2 separate regions of the Homo sapiens genome follow, and region 2 is linked to region 1. A link is a loop called in an ENCODE intact Hi-C map of the cell type or tissue named here. Cell type or tissue: HCT116. All regions are shown on one strand.

The links. Hi-C counts contacts between places; a loop is a spot of excess contacts. Peaks named below come from ENCODE experiments on the same cell type or tissue, not always from the same donor. Only the 100,000 strongest peaks of a DNase experiment are listed, where the experiment ranks them.
Region 2: a loop joins it to region 1, with 7 times the contacts of the local background. A loop is called at or near these places in 6 of 110 quality-filtered maps.

Annotation. Positions count from the first base shown.
Region 1 is chr17:40,012,590-40,015,089 of GRCh38, reverse strand. It overlaps PSMD3-AS1 (PSMD3 antisense RNA 1), which reads left to right and starts at 449. Exons shown (of 3, transcript NR_198981.1): 1 at 449-536; 2 at 731-852; 3 at 2,286-2,500. In HCT116, a CTCF peak has its summit at 1,179 (motif pointing left); a DNase peak (open chromatin) is centred at 1,159.
Region 2 is chr17:40,354,212-40,356,711 of GRCh38, reverse strand. RARA (retinoic acid receptor alpha) reads right to left here. Exons shown (of 9, transcript NM_000964.4): 7 at 2,206-2,410; 8 at 1,291-1,449; 9 at 1-703. The coding sequence ends at 486. Among named protein-coding and RNA genes, the nearest start is that of GJD3-AS1, 7.4 kb to the left of the region's middle. RefSeq lists a silencer at 1,550-1,619. In HCT116, a CTCF peak has its summit at 1,520 (motif pointing right); no DNase peak of the experiment used is centred here.

The DNA.
Region 1 (2,500 bases):
TGAGTCGGGGTCTCCCTCTCTGCTCTGGCAGACTTGCGGGGGCAGTGTCCTTTGCCCCTCTCCTTTGGGATTCTCAAGCCTGTCCCCCAAGCCCCCAAATTCTAAGAGAGAAAAAAAGAAGCTGGTTGCTCCCATTCCTACCCCCAAACTCTCCGGAGGCTGCCTGTCTGGGAGACCTCCTGAGCCCCTACCTGAGATAAGGACATTGGGTCTTGGCTGCTGTGCCCACCCCACACTTGGATAGGCACCATCGAAAGTTCCAGGCTGTCCTGTCCCAAGTTGATTAGCTGGGAACTCCCCCAGAAACCCCCCCGCCCCCCATGACTCATTCGGCTAAAGCCCCTAGAATCCCGGTAGAGCCAGAGGAAACCGGATGTCTGTCCCGAATGAGGCAAGACCCTTCGAGGCGATTGGCTCACCTGACCTTCACCTCCTCGTGCACGACCCTGACAGTAGGGTCCCCAAGGGCTTTGGAACTGCGGGATTGGGACACGTGACTTCCCTGGTCATTCACCTTGAAGTGGACACGGGCTGGGGTGAGAGAGGGGAAACTGCCCCATCTTCTCATCTTAGAACCATGCAGCGTTAATGCTGGAAGGGACCTTGGAGTCGATTCCAACCCCGTGAACTGGGCCAGGGAAGGAAGTGCCTTGCCCAAGGTCATGGTAAGTGACAGAATTACAGCCTGGGCCTCTGGCTCAGACCTGAACGTTTTCTTTTTCTTTTCCAGATGGAGTCTTGCTCTGTCGCCCAGGCTGGAGTGCAGTGGCGCGATCTCGGCTCACTGCAAACTCTGCCTCTCGGGTTCACGCCATTCTCCTGCCTCAGCCTCCCGAGTAGCTGGAACTACAGGTGCCCGCCACCATGCCCGGCCAATTTTTTGTATTTTTAGTAGAGACGGGGTTTCACCGTGTTAGCCAGGATGGTCACGATCTCCTGACCTCGTGATCCACCCGCCTCGGCCTCCCAAAGTGCTGGGATTACAGGCGTGAGCCACCGTGCCCGGCCTAGGCCTGAACGTTTTCTACAGGCCACAAGGCCTGCCTGGGGCAGTCTGACTGACCACACCCAAGACTGTCACCTTCTGTCCTAATTTACCCCAGCGTGCCAAGAAACAGACATCTCTGGATGAGAAGTGGATGTGGTGACTGGATGGGGCCATCTCTGGTGCTTGGGGGCCCCCTGGTGGTCACCAATGGCAGGGACGTCTGATCTCACACACTGATCTCACACACTGTTATCTGGTCCGCGGTCCTGCAGCTCCGCCTTAGCTCTGTGGCTCAGCACCTTGCACTGATGTGGCCCAGCTCTGTACCCAGCTCCCTGGGAGTAGAGGGTGGGTTTTTGTTGTTGTTTTTTTGAGATGGAGTTTCGCTCATTGCTCAGGCTGGAGTGCAATGGCACGATCTCGGCTCACTACAACCTCCGCCTCCCTGGTTCTAGTGATTTTCCTGCCTCAGCCTCCCAAGTAGGTGGGATTACAGGCATGCACCACCATGCTCATCTAATTTTGTATTTTTAGTAGAGGTGGGATTTCACCATGTTGGTGGTCAGGCTGGTCTCGAACTCCTGACCTCAGGTGATCCACCCGCCTCGGCCTCCCAAAGTGCTGGGATTATAGGCATGAGCCACTGCACCTGGCCTTGAGGGTGGGTTTTTAACAGGACCATGGAAGGCAGGAGCTCCACATTCTTAAACATGTTGCCTGGCAACTATTGCATTGCACACCTCTTATATGTCAGGCACTTTTTTTTTTTTTTTTTAAGACAGAGTTTGGCTCTTGTTGCCCAGGCTGGAGTGGGTGGAGTGCAATGGCACGATCTCGGCTCACTGCAACCGCCGCCTCCTGGGTTCAAGTGATTCTCCTGCCTCAGCCTCCTGAGTAGCTGGGATTACAGGCATGCTCCACCACTGCCCCCACAGCCGGCTAATTTTGTATTTTTAGAAGAGATGGGCTTTCTCCATGTTGGCCAGGCTGGTCTCACACTCCTGACCTTAGGTGACCCGCCCGCCTCGGCTTCCCAAAGTGCTGGGATTACAGGCATGAGCCACTGCGCCTAGCCATATCAGGCACCTCTTATTACACTTTTGTCAATTTTTTTGCGGAGGGGAAACAGGGTCTCAGTCTGTCCCCCAGCCTAGAGGGCTGTGGTACAATCACAGCTCACTGCAGTCTTCACCTCCCAGGCTCAAGCGATCCTCCCACTTTAGCCTCCCGCGTAGCTGGGACCACAGGCACGGACCACCATGCTCCGCCAATTTTTGTAATTTTTTTTTTTTTGCAGAGAGGGCATTTCATCATGTTGCCCAGGCTGATCTCAAACTCCTGGGCTTGTGTCCGAAACTGGTGAGTGCTTGGTCTCACTGACTTCAAGAAGGAAGCCGCGGACCCTCGCAGTGAGTGTTACAGCTCTTAAGGTGGTGCATCTGGAGTTTGTTCCTTCTGATGTTCAGATGTGTTCGCAGTTTCTTCCTTCTGGTGGGTTCGTGGTCTCGCTGG
Region 2 (2,500 bases), 340 kb before region 1:
GTTGGTATGGCAGGGTATGTACAGGGGGAACCCCCCGCCCCTGTCCCACCCCCTCTGTCACCAACCGAGGCAGGGGGGAGGTTGAGGTTCCCCAGCTGGGGAGCAATGGCTTGTGAGTTCTGAGGATGGGGGAGCCAAGTCCTGGCGTTTGCTGGTGATGAAGATGTGGTGAGCTGGGCAGAGGGGTGTCTTGATGAACACGAGGCCCCCAGGACCCATCCTGAGACCCAGGACCAGGGGCCTCACTCAGTTCCTGGCCTCGGCCTCTGACGTCAGCCCAGGCTGTGGGAGCAGGCAGTCCACTGAGGGCCCAGGCCTCTGTCCAAGGAGTCGCTGCCTCCTCCCTCCCCGTCCCCCAGGGAAGGTCCCCAGTACTGCCCGGGAGGGCAGGTGGGGGCAGGGCTGGTGCGGGGTCACATGGTCGGTAGAAAGGCAGAGAAAAGCCGGGGCGGAGGGCGAGGGCTGTGTCCATGTGGCGTGGGCGGTCACGGGGAGTGGGTGGCCGGGCTGCTTCTGTTGGAGCTGGGGCTGAGGCTGGGGCTACAGCTGCCTGGCGGGGGGGCCAGGCCACCCCCGTCCCGCCCCCCACCCCCCGGCTGTCCGCTCAGAGTGTCCAGGCCCTCTGAGTTCTCCAACATTTCCTGGATGAGAGGCGGCATGGAGCCCGGGATCTCCATCTTCAGCGTGATCACCCGCTCAGCCCCTGCAGGAAAGGAGGGGGCAGAGGTCAGCACGCTGGGCCAGCCCTCCCACCCCCAGCCCCAGCAAGCCTGGCTCGAGGTGGGAAGATCAATACTGCTGATATTAGCATCTTTCTTGGGATTCAGTTCTTTGACACGAGCCAGCTCTCTTAAGCCCCCAGGTCCAGAGGCTGGTGGCAATGGGGCAAAGTGGTCCCGAACTCCGGCTCCAGGGCCAGACTGCCGGCCTGGGCTAGACGCCAAGCCCTTCCTTCCCCTGTGCTGTGTGCTAGGGATCATCCCGACCCCTCTGTAAACACGAATGTTATCCCCGCCCTCGGAAGGGAAACTGTAGCTAGGAGCTGTTGAGTGACCCACACAAGGACACACACCCACGTGTCTGGTTCCAGAGCCACGATCTGAACTACCACACAAAGGTGACACAGGCGGGCCACCTCGGCAAAGTGGAGTCACTAGGGGACCTCAGCCTAGACACAGATGGGGACAGGTGTCGTATTGTCCTGGCACAAAGACATGGGGTGCTGGCTTGGATGTGGGGGCCTGGGCCAGGTGTCGGGGGCCGGTACCCCTCCAGGTCTGTGAGCCTCACCCTTGGCGCTGATGCTTCGCAGGTCAGTAATCTTCATTAGCATCTTGGGGAACATGTGGGGGCGGCTGGGCCTCCGCTTCCGCACGTAGACCTTTAGCGCCTCCAGCAGCGGCTCCTGCAGCATGTCCACCCGGTCCGGCTGCTCCAGGTCCTGGCGGTCTGAGGAAGCAGAACCACCCCCTGAGCAGCTGGGAACACAGCTGCACCCCCAGCCTCGGCCACCGGGGGGCGTGCCTGCCCAGGCCATGGAGGAGGGCAGCTCGCAGGCGCCTCCCCACACAGGGCAGGGCATGGGGTCTCTGCTGCCGCAGGGTACAGAGGCCCTTAAAAGGGAGCAACGGGAGCTGAGGGTGAGGGGGTGCCCCAAACCCTCCCTGAGCCCAGTTAGTGGGATGGGACCCCAAATGGGCAGTGCCATCCTCAAGCAGGGAGAGGGTTCCCAGGCAGGCTCCCACTCCCCCCTGTTATTCTGGAAACCAGATGAAATGGCAGAAATCACAACAATAAAATAGCAACTAACAAGCACTGGAGCTCGCTCTGGGCACCTGCACAGTATCTGTTACCACCGTAATCCTCCCATCAACTTCATGAGCTAGAGACCGTTACCGCCCCCACTGTACAGAAACGGAGGCCCAGAGAAGTTCAGCAACCTGCTCAGGGTCATGCATCGGCCAGGAGGTGACCCTGGTTGGTCCGACCCTCAAACCCTCACTCTTAACCTCCCTAGAAGGGGTGTTGCCCAGAAATCGGGAACAGGAGTCCAGGCCCCACATGGCCCCCTTGCTGTGTAGTTGCAGACCAGACCCTGCCCTCTAGAGATACCTAACAGAGGTGGCCTGAAAGAGCTCCCTGGAAGAGACTCCAGGGCTGCACCCCCGTCCCAGCCCAGCCCCCAGACCCAGGCCCCCTGCCCACCTCCGCAGATGAGGCAGATGGCGCTGAGCAGCCCCGTCTCCGCATCATCCATCTCCAGGGGCAGCAGCTGGTTGGCGAAGGCAAAGACCAGGTCGGTGAGGGGGCCGAAGCCAGCGTTGTGCATCTGGGTCCGGTTCAGGGTCAGCCCGTCCGAGAAGGTCATGGTGTCCTGCTCGGGCGTGTACCGCGTGCAGATCCGCAGGATCTGGGTGCAGAGGATGCTTGGGTTCAGGGACTGAACCCGAACCCACTCTGAGCACTCGGCACCAGCACTCCGCACCAGCACTCCCGGAGG